Regions from separate parts of the Mus musculus genome. Here regions 2, 3 and 4 are each linked to region 1. Evidence: chromatin loops called from intact Hi-C (ENCODE). Cell type or tissue: heart. All regions are shown on one strand. Links, peaks and the distances in the headings refer to the core of each region. The heading gives the core; the rest is flanking DNA.

Region 1 (4,286 bases), core at 1,041-3,540:
AGACCATACCATTCCCACTTTGCTCTGTGCCTTGTGTTTGTAGATCAGGTGTAAGCTCTCAGCTACTGCTCCAGCATCATGCTTGGCTGCTTTTGCCTCCCTGCCTCCCTCCTTCCCTCCATCCCTTTCTCCCTGCTTCCCTCCCCCTCCCTCCCTCCCTGCCTCCATCCCTGCCTCCCTGCTTCCTTGCCTGCCCTGCCTCCCTGCCTCTCTCCCTGCCTCCCTGCTCATCTGCCTAGCTCCCTCCCTGCCTGCCTGCCTGCCTGCCTGTCTGCCTGCCTGCCACCTCTCACCTGTTACATGCCTGTTCCATGCTCCCCACCATGATGGTCATGGATTGAAACTGTGAGCTCCTAACAAACTCTTACTTCTATTCATTGCCTCAGTCACTGTCTTACCACAGCAATAGAAAGGTAAGCAAGACACCCAGTTTCAAGTTATTAGACAGCACTGAACAGGGCAGAAATAAAGGATCCTGTGACACAGGTATTTCTGCCACAGACATGGCACCCTCTTTCTTTGAGTTGTTCAAGCAACTTAGTGAATTGGAACAGCATTACACACTCAGTTTGCCCAGAGTGGAGGAAATACTTGCCATAAACTGTGTTTGTAAGAAACAAGGCACAGAGAGGCTGAACACCTCAAACAGGGCCACACAGTATGCTTAATGATGGGACCGAGCTCCAGAACCTGGGTTGAGGTAGGAATTCATGGAGTCAAGGTAGGTAGGTGTCCTAGTTTGTTTTCTGTTGCTGTGATAAGTGCCAGGACCAAAAGCAACATTGGGAGGAAAGGGCTACTTAGCCTTACAGTGTACAGTCCATTCAGATGGGAACCCAGGGCAGGAACTCAAAGCAGGAACCTGTAGGCAGTAATTGATGAAGAGGAGAAACTCTGCTTGCTGGCTTGATGTCCATGGCTTGCTTGCTTTCTTTCTTTCTTTCTTTCTTTCTTTCTTTCTTTCTTTCTTTCTTTCTTTCTTTCTTTCTTTCTTTCCTTCCTTCCTTCCTTCCTTCCTTCCTTCCTTCTTTCTTTCTTTCTTTCTTTCTTTCTTTCTTTCTTTCTTTCTTTCTTTCTTTCTTTCTTTGAGACAGGGTTTTTCTGTATAGCCCTGGCTGTCCTGGAACTCACTTTGTAGATCAGGCTGGCCTCGAACTCAGAAATCCGCCTGACTCTGCCTCCCGAGTGCTGGGATTAAAGGCGTGCACTACCACGCCCAGCTGTCTATGGCTTTCTTATACCTCCAGGACCACCTGCCCAGGGATGGCACTGCCCTCAATGGGCTGGGCCTTCTCACATCATCATTAACCAAGAAGATGCCTCACAGACTTGATCCCAGGCCAGTCTGATGGAGGCAACTCTCCAATTGCTGGTTCTTCTTCCTAGATGACTCAAGCTTGTCAAAAGTTGACAAACTAATCAAAACAAACAAACAAAAACCCTCCCCAGTACCACAGTACATCAGGAGACTAGTGGGGCGAAGATGTAGGCTCCCCTGGGCTAATTTGAAATCCAGGATGTGGGCTGGTATAGAATTGTTGTTTCTAAAATACACGTTAAAGATGTGTGTCTCTGTGTGTATGTGTGTGCGCACATGTACCACATTCCTGGGAGGGCCAGAGGACAGCGTGCAGGAGTTGTCTTTCCTTCCAGCATCTGGATCCAGAGATCAAACCCAGGTCCTCCGGCTGGCCAGCAGCTGCTCTCACCCCCTTGGCCGCCTCATCAACCCTAGTTTGTGTTTTGAAGCAGGGTCTTCTGTAGCCCTCAAACTCACTATGTATCTTAGGATGACTTTGAACTCCTGACCCCCCTGCCTTTACCTGATCAAAAGTGGAAAAACAGACTCAGTTTACGTGGTGCTGGGCATGGATCCCTGAACTCCCAGCCTTCTATGCAATCTGCCTACTAACTGAGCCACAGGCCCTACAACCAACTCGCTGGTGCTTTGATTTTCAAAAGAAGGTATCACAATTTAGAGCAGGCTGTCCTGAAACTCGCAGTGGTCCTCCAGCCTCAGCCTCTTCAAGGTTGGCAGGACAGGCAGAGCTCTGCAGACTTATAAATGGTCAAATTCCCCTAGCTCATACGTGGCCACCAGGGGGCGCTAGGAGCTGGTGACTGGCAGGGCTCCTCGCTCTCAGGTCCCGCAGGAATGTTGCTGGCGGAGCGAGGCGGCTGTTGGCCTCCATCCCGGAGCAGCTGCTGCTGCTGCGGCTGCCATCCGACTCGCCTTCCCCTCCCTGGGACCTGGGGATTTGAAGCTCAGAGGCACGGGCGGGAGGAGTGGACTTGCAGGGACTTATCTGAGCAGAGATGAGTGGCCTGGAGCCTCCCACTGCCTCCAGGGCATTCAGCCCAGGGCTTCCCGGGAAAAGGCTAGGCAGGCTTCATGTCCATTACCAATGTCCATGTAACTGGCAAGGGCTGACAATTGATTAGACACCTAGTGGGTCCAGCACAGAGCAGCAAAGTCTTCCCTAGCAACTCTGAGTTTACGGAAGAGGAACTGAGGCTCCCCAGAAAGGCGCTGTTTCTGTTCAAGTGGACCCCATCAAGAGTGCCTCAACTAAAGGGCACCAAAGTAGTCATTCCCAGCTCCAGCCCCGTTGTTCTAAGGACATCACATACCCTAGGTTGGCTTCTGTTTATGTTAGCCGAGGATGATCCTGAACCTCTGATTCTCCTGCCTCTACTTCCTGAGCACTGGGTGTACAGTTATGGGCCCTGCATCTGCTTCATTTTTAAAGATTTCCGCGTGTCTGCGCATGCCTGCACATGCATAAGGGCCTTGGCTTGCCTGTGAAGGTCAGAGCGTTACCCATGGTGCGGGACCACACCTTCCAGCTTGTTTCAGACTGAGTCTCTTGTTCTCGAATCTGACTTCCATCTCTCCCAAGGACTAGGAATCGCAGTTGCTTCTACTACTGCATCCGGCATCACGTGGGGGTGGGTTCTGGAATCTGAACCCTGGTCTTCAGGATTTCAGCAAGTGCTTTCTGAGCCATTTCTGCAGCCCAGTTTGTATCTTGTGGCGTAAGCTGGCCTTAAACTCACTGTAGAACCCAGGCTAGCTTCAAACCTACAATTCTCCTGCCTCAGTTCCCACAGCTGGATTAGCAGGTATGTACCCAGTCCCCAGAGTGCTTCTAATTACGGCCTTTAATTTCCCTGAGGCCTGACTTCCTCACCTCTCTGGACACTGTGTATCTCCCTGCCTCCTCTGGGAGTCTGGACAGTGAGGACACTCCCGAGGAGCCTGTTAGGAGAGAGAGTTCAGAAGCTGGCCTTGTCTGTCTGTTTTTGTCGTTCTGGGCATGACAGAGATTCTCACTGCATTTGAACCGAGCTTCCAACCTGATAGCCCAGGACAGTTGTGAAAGATGAAGCAGCAGGGACAGGAAAGGCCTACCAGCTTACTGTGCCTGGGTAGTCAAGGAAGGCCTCTTGGAGGAAGCAGCATTTAGGCTGAGATCATAAAGTCATCAGCAGGCAAGGTGGCACAAGTGCTTGTGGGCCCAACTATTTGGGAAGGCTAAGGCAGGAGAATCCCTGAACCTAGGAAGTCAAGGCTAACCTGGGCAACATGCACAGGCCTTGTAACCATAAAAAGGTAGTGGGCTGGGGAGGGGGGGCTGGGAGAAATCTCAGGAGTGAGGAGATGCTTACTGCGAAGTGTTTGCCACACAGCGTGAGGGTCTCTGTTCAAATCCCCATAGTTGATGCAGTATCCTCTGTCCGTGAGCCAGGACTGCACAAGTCATATATACACACACAAGGCTAAGAAGCTAGCAAGTGCATCAAGTGAGGGATGATAAGTTGGAGAGGAATAAAGAGTGCATTGTTTCACAGGGGTGACTGACAATGGAAAGACTGGGGAAAGACTGGGTGTGGTCCCAGTGAATGCAAGGTTGACTTGAGCTTCACGGAGACCCTGTCTCAGGTGACAGAGAGCTCTCCTGGCATGCATGAAGTGATGGGTTCCACCTCAGCTCTGAACAGAGCAGGCATCGTTTGCACACCTGGCACTCTGGAGATGGAAGCAGGAAGACTAGGAGTTCAAGGTTACCCTCAATTATATAGTAATGTCAAGGCCAACCTGGGAACTCGAGACCCTGACTTACAAACCAAATGACCAAACAAACACAGCAACAAACCTAAGACCAGGTTAAAAAGAAAGAAAGAAAGAAAGAGAGAGAGAGAGAGAGAGAGAGAGAGAGAGAAAGAGAGAGAGAGAGAGAGAGAGAGAAGAAGAAGAAGAAGAAGAAGAAGAAGAAGAAGAAGAA
Region 2 (4,286 bases), core at 915-3,414, 90 kb after region 1:
TTTCAAAACAGAGTTTCTCTATACAGCCCTGGCTGTCCTCTGTAGACCTGGCTGGCCTCAGACCCAGAGATCCTCCTGCTCACACTCTCATTAGATGCAGAGTTCATACTCTCACTGGACCCAGAGTTCACACTCTCACTGGACCCTGAGTTCACACTCTCAGGGGACCCACAGCTCACACTATCACTGGACCCAGAGTTCACACTCACACTGGTCCCAGAGGTGACACTTTCATAGACCCAGAGCTCACATTCACACTGGTCCCAGAGTTCACACTCTCACTGGACTCAGAGCTCACACTATCACTGGACCCAGAGCTCATACTCATAGGACCCTGAGTTCACACTCTCACTGGACCCTGAATTCACACTCTCACTGGACCCAGAGTTCACACTCTCACTGGACCCTGAGTTCATACTGGACCCAGAGTTCACACTCTCCTGGGACCCAGAGCTCCCACTTCAGCTGCTGCCGCTGAGGAGCCCTCTCATCTCAGTCCTTACAGTCTTGGATCACAGGTGTGTGCACCTGTGCTTGGTGTTTGTGTGGGATTTGGATTCTGGTTTCCATGCTTGTGCCACAAATTCTCCATCCACTGAGCCAGCTCTCTGGCCCAAGTGTATGGTTCTTGAGTAGCTTAGAGCTGCAGGGAACCTGACAGTCCTCTAAGCCTGCCATCTCCCCTTGAGCAGGTGTCCTCTTCCCAACACCTGAAAGTCCTCCTTGAAGTCTTACTTTGTTTACTTTAAAATATTTTCGTTTTTGTTGAGACAAAGTTACACGTAGACCAGGATGGACTCACTATGTAGCCAAGGATGGCTCGCACACCTGATCCTCCTCCTTCACTCTCAAGTGCTGGGCGACAAGTGTGTACCCCACCCATGCCCACTTTATCTTTATCTTAATCTTATCTGGACTTAGGGCCAATGCTTTAGGGGTCCCCACAGGCTGGGAAGGACTAGTTCGACTTAGTCATATACCCCAGGGCCTTTGCACTTACCACTCCCTTCCATTTACCTGGGTGTTGTTCCCCTTGGACCCTATATTTCAATACCCTTTCCTCTTCTTTCTGCTTCAATCACTTTCTCTCAGAAGGCTGCTGTGATCGGCCATCTAAAATCATTTGTTTGAGACAGTTATGAAGTGAGACACACGTGCAGGCTGCAGCGTCACAGTAGCCATGCTGAGGACTGGGGGGCTCTGAGTAAACTGAGAGAACACCAGGTAGAGAGGAAAGCCTGCACACAGCGAAGGTCCCCTCCCCCACCCCAGGCAGGACAGCCAGCAAAGGCAGGGCTCTCTCTCACACTGCTAAGAAGACTGTACAAGTGGAAACTCGAGGATTGAGCTGATCGAGGGCTGAAGGTGTGTAACCAACAGTCGACAAGATGCTTGCCTGTTTTATATGAAGCTCTGAGTTCCAATCCTCAACACCACACAGAACCAACTATGGTGTCAAATCCGGAGTTCAAGGTCAACCTCTATTCCAGAAGTTTGCAGTCTGTGTGTTTAGTGGGTCACATACCAGACATTCTGCATATCAGGTAAATACATTACAATTCATAACAGTGGTAAATTACAGTTTTGAAGTAGCAACAAATAATTTTATGGTTGGGGTCACCACAGATGAGGAACTGTGTTAAAAGGTCTGAGCATTAGGAAGGTTGAAAACCACTGCTCTATTACATAACATAGTGCTTGAGACTAGCTTTGGCTACATGAGACACCCCACCTCCCGCAGCTCTATAAACAAAACAAATCAGGCAGATGTACATAGCTCACCACCCAAAGCCCTGGATTCTGTACCCAGAATCCCAACTCGCAGAAGAAAGACTCTGGCAGGCGATTGCCACTAATTTGGGGCTAGCCCAGGTTACAAAATGAGACCCTGTCACAATGAAACAAAATGTATGACTCACACAGTTCTGGACTTTTTCACAGAATATTTTCTGTTGTTATCTGAAACTTCAGAAAGCAGACCACTGGAGAAGTGGGAACCCCTGTGCCCAGGGAGGTGCCTGAGATCACGGGTGTCAGCAGAGGCTGAAATTCCACGGAAGGGCGCTGCTACTCAGAGCCGAGCTGAACTTCCTTATCCTATCAAGGTGTTAACCTCCCAGCTTGTCTGGGGGCGGGGAAATCAGGACAAACTGCGTGAGGAACCTCCTGGGGCTGGGCTCAAAACTGAGGAGCTGGGGCGACACCTAGTGGTGGAGTGAGGTTTGTGCAGGACGCGAGGGGTGTGTGTGCTTGTGTGAGTGTGTGCACGCCCGCCTGTGCGGGCATACATTTAACAGACATACCTTGGTTAGGGCTCCTCACAAGCACTCCACTTGGTTTTGTTGTTGGTACTGTTTGTTTGGTTTTGGTTTTCCAAGACAGGGTTTCCCCGTGTAGCCCTAGCTGTCTAGGAATTCACTCTGTAGACCTGGCTGTCCTCGAAGTCACAGAACTCTGCCAGCCTCAGCCCCCGTAGTGCTAGGATTAAAGGCGTGCGCCACCACCCTCTGGCTTTATTTTGTTTTTAAATTTTAATCACATTTATTTATTTAGGAAGGGGAGAGTTCTTAGCTTGGTGCCCACAGGAAGTCAGAGATGTCAAGGTTAGACGACAACTTCGGGGGTCAGTTCTCTCTTTCACTGTTTGGAACTCAGGTCTTCAGGTTTGGCGCCAAGCTACCTTAGTCTCTGAATCTTCTCACCTGCATCACTTCGTGTTGTTGAGAGAGGATCTTTCACTGGCCTGGAGCTTACCAAGTACGGGACTGGGTATGGTCACCCTAGGGCTGACAGATTTTCTCACATCCAGAGAACCAAGAATCCACACTAAGCACAGGGTGGCAGCAGCCCCAATACGCTTGGTACATCTGTGCCTCAGGCTAGTCTAAGAGGAAGCAGGAAACACCTGAGTGGAGCTAAGAGATTGGGTGAGGTGTGTTTGGAAAGCTGTTCACCTGAACACCAGTAAACTTAGAGTCTCTGGCTCCTGCCCCGCTCCTCCCCACCCCGTTCCTCCCCCCCCCACGCCCGTGTGTAGGTATGTGTATGTTAGCATGTATGTGGCCAAGTGTGCATCTGAAGGCCAGAGGTTGGCATCTGTGGTCTTCCTAGGTTGCTTTCTATTGTATGTTTTGGCGTGATCTGTCCACGTACTTGGAACATGCTGCTCTGGTTAGTCTAGCAGGGCAGCTCTCTCTGAAGTTCCTATTCCCACCATGTGAGTGCTGAGGTTCTACGCAGCCCACGCCCACCTGACATTTACACGGGCTTTGGGAATCAGAACTCAGGTCTTCATACTTCATGTGGCAAGCACTTTACCCACTGAACCATTTCATTTATTTACCCGAGTGTGAGCGTGTGTCTGATTCTGGCGGCCAGAGGACAGCGTGCAGGAGTTGGTTCTCTCCTCTTACCATATGGGTTCTAGGGCTAGAACTCAGGTCGCCAGTCTTAGCAGCAATCTCCTTTACCTGCTAAGCCATCTTGCCAGCCCCTTTACACACAGTTCTAATGATCTGTACTACTGGATGCCAAGTCCTACTTAGAAGACAGAACTATAAAATGTCACTGCACAAAAATAAAGGAAGTCAAAAGTAAAGTCAGTCAAGGCCGTGAAGAGGATACACAACTCCTCATTCCCTAATCCCAGAGATCCCGATTAGCCTCAAGAAAAGCACAGTGAGGCTGGAGAGATGGCTCCACAGTTAAGAGCACTGGCTGCCCTTCCAGAGGACCTGGGTTCAATCCCCAGCACCCATGTAGCAGCTCACACGTGTCTGTAACTCCAAAGTATCTGTCCTCCTCCTACAGACATTCATGCTTTAAGGCAAAATACCAGTCCACATGAAATAAAAATAAACAAATCATTTTTAATATAAAAAGAAAGAAAGAGGGGGCTGGAGAGATGGCTCATCAGCTGAGAGCGCTGGCTGCTCTTCCAGAGCGGCTGAGTTCAAGTCCCAGGACCACATGGTGGCTCTGATGCCCTCTTCTGGCCAGCAGGTGTATATGCAGATAGAACACTAAAAAAAAAAAAATACATAAATCTTAACATAAAAAAAAAAAAGGAAAGAAAAACACAGTAAATACACTGAGAGAGGGATGCTTTCCCCTTGTTTCTCTGGTAATTTCAGTGTGACACACTGGTGACAGGGAGAGATGAGAGACACAGCTCGCTTTGGAGAGTCTGAGAGTCTACAAGTCCAAGAGACAGATGCAAGCTGGGTACGGTGGTACATGCCTGCCATCTTAGCTCTCTGAAGGCTGAGGCACAAAACTTGAAAGTT
Region 3 (4,286 bases), core at 1,153-3,652, 170 kb after region 1:
AGGCCCAGGATTTATAGCCAGTTCCCAGTAGCAAGTCTGGGTGGGAACTTGGAGCAGGTGAGGGAAACCACAGGTAGTTAATAATATATGCTGGGGACGCTGAGTGGGCTCCTGGGGCTCATTTATCTAACAGCAATGTTCAGTCTTAGGTTTTTACAATTGTGTAGACAGGAAAAGAGGTTGGCAGGGGTCCAAAGGACAGACCCTAGACAGTGGGTTGGGATCATATAGAACATAGATACCAAATCACATGGCCACACATAGGGATGCACAAATTACCACTATGGTAATACCTGCTTCTTACAGGCAGTGGATCAGATGTGGCAGTGGCCCTAGGGAGAACCTCCCAGAGCTCTTGGTGTTGCAAGCTAAGCTAGAGGTCCTCTTCTTCCCTCCAAAGGTCCCATGATACTTGGAGGGCTGCCACTGCCTCCTGAGCCCACCCAACTGTTGCAAGACAGCAAAACTGTGACTGTTTGCCTTGAGTCCCCACTGGCCCACTGGAGAACATTTTGCTGGAGGTATAGCCAACTCAGCTCAGCCTGTGCCTGTCTGAGCTGGGAAAAAACTCATTAAACCTTCCTAATGACAAATGCTCCAGCAGGCGGCTGGCAAAGAGCGATTGCTCTAGAAAGCAGCCAGATGGGAGCAGGCTCAGGTGACTCTGTTCATGAGACTCAGGCCTGTGGGGAGGGAGGGCTCTCTTGGGGTCCAGGCTTAATGTTGCTCTGGCCCCCAAGCCTTGCTGGTTAGAACATCCCCCAGGCTGGGCCCCCCATCACTTGTGGGTATATGCAGAAACCTTGATTGAATTCTGAGCCCTCAGTCCTTAGGCTCAGAGGCAGTTGTGGGAGACATAGGGCCCTAGCCAAGGTGGGAGAGTCCGCCTTCTCTCCCCACCTGCCACTCAAAGCAATATCCATTTCCCAGCCCCCTCCAATAGGATCTCTTTTCTTCTGGGAGCTGATAAAGCCCCCCTCTCCTCCAGTTGAGGGGGCCTCTGTTACCATGGAAACAGCACCTGGAGAGTGCTAGGTCTTGTGGCTGAGCCCAGGAATATCCAGTCAGAAGTGGGTGGCAGATGCTGGGTGATTTGTTCTCACCAATAAGCAGTCTGTCTGTGTGCTGAGGGGGAGGGATGGGCACCGGGGGTGTGCCAAGGCAGATGCTAAGCCAGGTTCTCTTGGGATCACTCCAGACCTAACAGCTGGAAGTGGGGTGGGGTGGTGGGGTGGTCTGCGCATACCTGAACAGTCCCCAGGGTGCTTATACAAGTGGGTCTGGACTGGTGGGGCTCAGAGGTATTTGCAGCCCTGGGAATATAGCTAGTGGAAAGAATTCTTGCCAGCACCCCCCAAGCTGTGGAAAAGAAGGTCTTTTAGAGCTAGAGAAGAGTCTGGACACGTGGGTAAAAGCCCCATCCCTGAGACAAGGGCCCCACACCTCACCAGGAAGGTAATGATACAGGACCACCAACCAGTGGTTCCAGATTTAATGGAAGGTGCGTAGGGTGCTGCACTGCACCCTGAGGCTGAGTTGCTGCACCGCCAGGTATGGAGCGTCTGCTTTTTGCAACTGAACAGAGGAACGAATGGAGCATATAACTAACAAGAAAGAAGGCCCTCCTGCCTGCCTCTGAGACCTGGGGGATCAGGTCACCTCTGACCCCCTGAGCCTGGGGGCCTCCCCATCCCCACTGCCCTTCTGAAGTCAATTCCTCCAGAAGGAGCCTGGCTAGGACAGCCCCGAATAGGGGCAAACAGGGAGCGGGATGCTCAGAGCCCCTCCCAGTCATTTTAGGAACAATAAATACTGTGTGACAGTAGCAGGAAGGGCATCCGTGGGCTGTGTGGCAGCCAGAGCAGGCTGGCCAGGTGCCTGCCCTCATTCTGTGCGCAGGATGATATGGATGCCCGAGTCCGTGAACACGGGCCCACTCATCTCCCCTGTCCGTAGAGCAAACGACGCATCCTCAAATGGTTTCTGCATCTGACCTGTGAAACAGCAGACAGTGGAGGTCAGGCACAGGCTGCACAGCAGATGGGGCTCCTGCCTGCATTCAGTCTCAAGCATATTCATCATGGGTTTTATAGCCCTGTCACTGTGCAGTGATGAGCTGTGGCCCAGCTGAGAGCCACAGGCCCATTAAGGAGGCCCCGGGAAGCCCAAAGACAGCGTGGGATAGTAGGCAGAGCTGTGCTGTACATTTAGACACACTGCATGATGAACTCTGGATTCCTGGCTGAACATTATCTATCCTGCAGGGAGGTGGCCAGGGCTGACAGCAGAGGCTTGCTACCTGACTCCAAGGCAGGGGCCCACACCTCACACTTCCAGCTCACGCCAAAGAGATGAAGGAGAGAAGATGGGGGAGGAAGAAGGAATCTACTTTCCTCTGCCCTTGGCAGATAGGTCTGAGCTCTGGATTGTTTCCCTTGTCCATTTTCCCAAAAAACCTGCCAAAGGGGCAAAGGAGCTGGAATGCTCAGGGGCCCGTCCCTATAGCTCTACCAGAGATGCCAGTGACAAACCAGAATCACCTTAATGGGCCTGTGAGGGGGACAATGATCCTGGGAGGAAAGACACTAAGGAGGTTTTATATCCCTTTTGCAGTACAAAAAACCCAGGCCAGGAAGCCTGAGGGCTATGCTGCCACCTGGTGGACAGGAAGGCCTGTGCTCCGGAGCTGCCCTCCTCAGGGCCTTCCGCCCAGAACACTGAGGGAAAGTGCTGAGTGTGGTGGTGCCCACTCTTGCCCACCTCTGCTGAAGGGACCCAGGTCTCCCCTGGCTTTGGCAGAGCTGCAATCACTGAACTGTGAGGCCAGAGATTCAAAGTCTTCCTCTCCTGACTTAATCTTCTGGATATAGCCTGTAGGGATACAAGGGGAGAGCCGCGCATCAGACACATAGAGGCCAGACAGGATGCAGGAAGAACTGGACACACCTAGGAGCTAGGCCAGACCTGCCCGACCTGTGCACCCAGTTCCCTACAAGGTTATGCTGATCGCACCCACAACACCTCCCATACCCTCAGGCCCAAGCAACCACACCCTTATCCTGTGCTCTTATTATGTGCACCCATGAAGACAGTCCTCCCATGTGCATGTCCCAACGGTGCAAACCAGTCGCCCATCCTCACGTGCCTATGACCATAGCACGATCTGAATAGCCAGGACAGTCATCCACGGTGCACAGGAATTGAAGCACCCATACACGCAGTGACCTCTTCTCAGGCCTGGACACAGAGCTGAAACCTCACAGCAGATGACTGCCCACCCCTACTCCTGGGGCAATGTCAAGGCTCTGGAGACCTGCAGCCAGCTAGCATGCAGCCAAGCTCTTCACTGGAGCTGGTGACCTCTTCAGCTGTGGGCAGTAGGAGTCTCCACCTGCGCAACACGGAGGCACAGCAGAGTACTCGCTGGGGCACTGAGGTTGTAAGGACTGTGTGTGAGTGCCTGTACAATGGTCCCATAGGCAAGGTTCCACACTGTATTGGCAGAGCTCAGGAGACATTAAAGCGGCTCTACTGGGTTGTGACTCTCCTGCGGGGTCAGGAAGCCAGGGCTGCTGGAAAGAAGGTGAATAGTGACTGAAGCAAAGCCTCAAAACAACAATAACAAAAATCACTTGTCACACGGCCTGACTATCTGGGTTCTATCCCTGGGACCTACAAGAATCGAAGAATCAACTTCTGCAAGTTGTATCCTCTGACCTTCATACACTCTTACCAACCCCTCACCTAAACAAATAAAAACAAAGTCAGACAAACAACAAAACAGTTGAAAGGACCCAGGCTCAGGGGAGTGAGAGCACAGTACCACGTATGCGGATGCATGTGAGCCTGTGCTATGCACTCTCAGACATGTGCAAGGTGGGGAGACTACCAGGCACCTGGTCTAGGTAGCACCTGAGGTGGGTAAGAAAGCCCTAGACACAGACACAAGACAGCCCATCCTGTCCCCATCTTCTGACTAACTTGCAGCCATGGCACACAGAGACTCCCAGGGCAGCCACCCTGACCTGAGCAGCTCTCTCTCAGTTTTCCCAGATGGCCTGGACAGGACTCTGTCCTTTTATCTCCGAGACATAGCCTCCTATGCAGCTCAGGCTACTCTTGAATCCTCAAACTTCCTGCTTAGCTCCTGGAGTGCTGGTCACGGCCATGCAATCTACATGAGGCTCCACAGGGATCTCTGCACATCGGAGGGTGGCCTGCCGTGGCTGCTGCTGGACTCCCACCCACACTTCCCACCCGAGCTGCTCAGTGTGCACATCACTGAA
Region 4 (4,286 bases), core at 820-3,319, 74 kb after region 1:
TCAGGACCGGGTCTCACATAGTTCAGGCTGGCCTCGAATTCACCACTGAGCTGAGGACCCTTGAACTCCTGATCCCCCCCCCCGCTTCCACCTCTGAGCTGGGGTGACAGGCATGCACTACCACACTCACTGTGACTGCCGGCGCTGTGGTGTTTGTACATCAGTTGCTTAAGATTCTGCCAGAGCAACTGGAGGCCCAGTTCCCATCTCTGTTACTGGGTCAAGGAGCGCATGCATGTGCCTGATGCTGGCAGGTCCCCAGTTCTCAGGCAGCAGTGGAAAGACACTGACAACTGACTGAAGGGAGGAAGAAGTCTGCGGTGAGCCCAAGGGTCTGGGTGAAACTCAGGCCTCCCTTGAGAGTTTCTCTGGGGACACAGATGGGGCCTGTTCTCCATGCTGTGGAGGCGGCTAGGCAGGGGGGATTGGGAGACTGATGTGGATGCTGTCTGGCAGGATCCTGAGGAGATGCCAGATGGGAGAAGTGAGGGAGCACTACCTCACCCTGGCGTGGACAGGCCCCACAGACACTCCTGCTACCTCCAAATCTGGAAAGGGCTGGAGCTGGGGCTGTGTTGGTAGAGTGCTTGCCTACCCTGAAAGCTCTGGGTCCCATCCCAGCACCATATAAACTAGATGTGGGGATGCACCTACCAGCCAGCACCTAAGCAGTGGAAGCAAGAGGACCAGGAGCTCAAGGCCATCCCCACAGGGTACTTGCAAGAAAACAAGGCACTAGGGCTGGGTATAGCGCAGGAGTACTGTGCATCTAGCATTCTTGAGGCTGGAGTTTCAGTCTTAGCATAGCAGGAAAGAGGGATGGGAGGGAGGAAAGAGAGGAGAGAGGAGGAGGAAGAGGAAGGGAGAAAAGAGAGAATACAGGAACTAAAGAGATGACTCAGCCATTAAAGCTACTTCAGAAGTTAAAGCTACTTCAGAGGTTAAAGCTACTTCAGAGGTTAAAGCTACTTGCCACTAAGGCTGACAACCCGAGTTCAATCCCTCACATAGTGAAAAAGAGAACCAACTCCTTCCTGTAAGTTATACACAAAATGATATACATGAAATAAATAAATGTGTGTGTGTGTGTAAGAGAGAGGGGAGAGAGAGAGAGAGAGAGAGAGAGAGAGAGAGAGAGAGAGAGAGAGAGAGAGAGAATGAGAATTCAAGGAAGAAAGGTGTGAAGGGACTTAGCTCAGGGTTGTTGATCTGGAGTCATACCAGAAGGTAGCTTAAATTAAAGGAGGAGGGCAGATGGTTGCTCACAGTCCTGAGGTCTCAGGCTGCACAAGGAGGAGTCTCTTTCTGCTGGAAGGATTCATGAATACTTCCTGGAAGGCAGAGGCAAGTTTTTATCTGGTTACATAGCAAGCAATAGGCAAGTCTGGGCTACAGGATGCTAGTCTTAAAACAAAACAACATCTTTAAAAACAATGTGTGTAAGAGGTGTTTTGTATGTGTGTTGAGTGTTTGTGTGTTGTGTACAATGTGTTATGTATGTTGTATTGGGTATGGTATGTTGAGTATTGGATATGTTGTGTTCTGTCTATGCTATGGTATATGTGATGTGTTTTGTGTAGTATTGTGTTGTCTGCTTTGTGTGTTGTGCTACATATGTGCTGTGCTGTGTGTGGTCTATGTTGTGTGCTGTGACTGTGGTGTGCGTGTCAGTGTAGGTGTGTGTACATGTCCACGCACGTGCATGCACATGTGGAGAGAGGCTGATGTTGCGTGTTTTCTCTATTCACTTGTGCTTTGTTTGTTTTTGAGTCAGGATCTCCCAATGAACTTGCTCATTGGCTCAGCTCTGCTGACTGGAGCTTCAGGGATCCATCTAACTCTGCCCAGATCCAAATAAGTGCAGAGATCAGAGGATCAATCTGCCTGCCTCCACCACACCCAGGTCTTCTCCTGGGTGCTGGGTGCCCTCATGCTAAAGGAGCAGGCTCTTTATCAAGTGGAACCCCACCCCACCCCACCCCAAACACATCTTCAGGGTTTATCTCTGGGAAGCAGGAGCCACACCAGGAGCTAGGGTGTGGTGGTGCTTTCCCCTCTCCCCTCACTAACGTTTAGATAGTGGAAGCTTGGCCTAGAGGTTAGTGGAACCTTTAAAAGGTGGGGCTTAGTGGAAGGTAATGCAACCACTAGGGGGCGCTGAGAGAAAGCTCAGTAAAGAGCACTGGCTACTCTTGAAGAGGACTTAGTAAGGGCATAGTGAGGTTATGGGATTCTTTCTCTCTGTCTCTGTCTCTGTCTCTGTCTCTCTCTGTGTGTGTGTTTTGAGACAGAGATTCTCTATGTACCTCTATCTCACTGTAGACCAGGCAGGTCCTGAACACACAAGGGTTCTACCAGCCTCTGCCTCCGAGTGCTGGGATGAAAAGCCAGCACCACCATGCACTCAAAGTGGATCATGCACAGATGAGGGTGGCTTCTGCACTCTCTGGCTCTCTGTCCTGCCTTGTGACTGACCTCTTTCCTACATGCCCACTACAAGCCCCCTACCCCACCCCCACCCACACCCCCTACTCCTCCATTCCCTTGCCCCCACTACCACCACCATGAGTGTCTATCTAGAGTCTAACAGATGCAAGTGCTCTGCCCTTGAACCTCCAGAGAGACTTCTGTTGGTGGTGGTGGTGTTTTTAAACCTTTTATGGATTCTTTGAGAATTTCACATCATGCACCCCGGTTCCACTCACTTCCCCAACCCTTCATATCTGACCTCCACCCTTGTGGAGGTCACCCCACAAAACAAAGTAAAAAATAAAAAATTAAACAAAACCCAAATCCATCTGCCATGGAAGCTGTGTCATAGTGCATCCCACAGTACACCCTTTCCACACCGCTTTGCTTGCAAATGTTCGTTACAATGAGTCATTGGTCTGGTTAAAGGTTTCTGGTTTCTGCTATGCTATCAATACTGGATCCTCACCAGGACTCCTCTCTGATATCCTGTTGCTGCCCGGTGTCATGGAGATCCTGCAGCTTTGGCTCTGCAGGACTGGCCTCTTCCTGCACTCCAGCAGTTCATCCATGGGGCAGATGTTGGGATGGGACAACTCAAAGTCCTGGATCTGGGCCTGGGTGGTGTCTGAGGTACCAGCCTGACAGCTCTCCCACACCCACACCACCAGGGTGAGCTCTCTTCCAGCACTGCCTGGGCTAGCTCACCTTATGCTGCAGCCAGCAAGACAGGGGCCAGCTCTCTTGGGGAATGCCATCAGGGCCAGCTAAACTCTGTGTGTGTGTGTGTGTCTTGTGTGTGTCTGTGTGTCTGTGTGTTTTTGTGTGTGTTTGGGGGTGTGTGTGTGCTCTCCAGAGTGTTACAATTGGTGAGGGGCAGATACAGTTCCTGGTTCTCATGACTGGGGGTCAGCTCTGGGGTGGGAGTGGGGATGGGGGTGGGGGAGCATCTCTCCTGTGCCCACACCACCTCATGGCAGACAAGTAGCCAGAGCTAGCTCACTATCACACCCTGGGGTCAGCTTGCTTGGCTCCCACCACCAGGGCCAGCTTTACTATGTTGCCCAGGCATGGTGCAGGGCCTGCTTTCTGAGTACAGCCTGGAAGGGGTGGGGCCAGATCTCCTGAGAGCCACAGCCAGTGGTGGGGGCAGCTCTCCACAGCCTCTGAATATTAGCTTGGTCCCTGGAGGCAGCCCAGACCAGGGACATCTGCATGGCCTTTGTTATAATATGAGCCACAGACATCAACACAGTCCCCTGCTGCTGTACAGCCATGGACCCAAATGTGGCCCTCAGTGGCAGCACAAGTTGGCACCATGGCCTTAGGTGGCAGGGCAGGCCACTCACAGCAGGCTGTTCCTCTCCACCCTCAATCTCCAGGTCCATGTCTCTTCTTAATGTTCAAACCATTCGGCTTCTCTTTCTCTCCCACATGTCTATCACTTACCTTAACATTGCAGTGGCTCCCACTGCGGTTACGTCACACCACGGGCAAGCCTTTGGGTGTCTTGCACACCAGAGCTGTGTGGCAGCGGCAGACCTATAGACCTCTGTTCTTTTAAATTAAAAAAAAAAGTGTGTATGTGTGTGTGCGCGCATGTGTGTACATTTGTCATGGCGCACATGCAGAGGTCAGGGGACAACCTGTAAAGTTGGTTTTCTTCTCCCACCGTGTGGGTTCTGGGACAGCAAGTGTTCAGGGAGTCTCATGTCTACTTGAATTGCTTCTGTTCTGACTGGGTGAGCCAGATCCCTGCACGGTTTGGATTAGATCTCTCTGATGACTGGTGAAGGACAGCTTTGGGTTCTGTATTA

The links. Peaks named below come from ENCODE experiments on the same cell type or tissue, not always from the same donor. Only the 100,000 strongest peaks of a DNase experiment are listed, where the experiment ranks them.
Region 2: it touches region 1 in a loop (7-fold over the local background); 31 of 42 quality-filtered maps call a loop at or near these places.
Region 3: a loop joins it to region 1, with 4 times the contacts of the local background. A loop is called at or near these places in 13 of 42 quality-filtered maps.
Region 4: it touches region 1 in a loop (3-fold over the local background); 29 of 42 quality-filtered maps call a loop at or near these places.

What each region holds. Positions count from the first base shown.
Region 1 is chr9:20,829,005-20,833,290 of GRCm38, reverse strand. No RefSeq gene overlaps it. Among named protein-coding and RNA genes, the nearest start is that of Rdh8, 13 kb to the right of the region's middle. In heart, for the core only: CTCF peaks have their summits at 1,891 and 2,094 (motif pointing right); a DNase peak (open chromatin) is centred at 2,210; H3K4me3 peaks cover 303 bases; H3K27ac peaks cover 283 bases; H3K27me3 peaks cover 1,626 bases.
Region 2 is chr9:20,738,500-20,742,785 of GRCm38, reverse strand. Gm39299 (a long non-coding RNA gene) reads right to left here. Exons shown (of 4, transcript XR_003948292.1): 2 at 1,018-4,022. It also overlaps a transcript of Olfm2 not described here. Among named protein-coding and RNA genes, the nearest start is that of Gm39299, 13 kb to the right of the region's middle. In heart, for the core only: no CTCF peak of the experiment used is centred there; a DNase peak (open chromatin) is centred at 2,115; H3K4me3 peaks cover 347 bases; H3K27me3 peaks cover 1,124 bases.
Region 3 is chr9:20,660,883-20,665,168 of GRCm38, reverse strand. Pin1 (protein (peptidyl-prolyl cis/trans isomerase) NIMA-interacting 1) reads right to left here. Exons shown (of 4, transcript NM_023371.4): 3 at 2,761-2,871; 4 at 1,457-1,994. The coding sequence ends at 1,885. Among named protein-coding and RNA genes, the nearest start is that of Pin1, 11 kb to the right of the region's middle. In heart, for the core only: a CTCF peak has its summit at 2,659 (motif pointing left); no DNase peak of the experiment used is centred there.
Region 4 is chr9:20,755,070-20,759,355 of GRCm38, reverse strand. It overlaps Gm35860 (a long non-coding RNA gene), which reads left to right and starts at 230. Exons shown (of 3, transcript XR_379174.1): 1 at 230-320. In heart, for the core only: a CTCF peak has its summit at 2,151 (motif pointing right); a DNase peak (open chromatin) is centred at 2,144.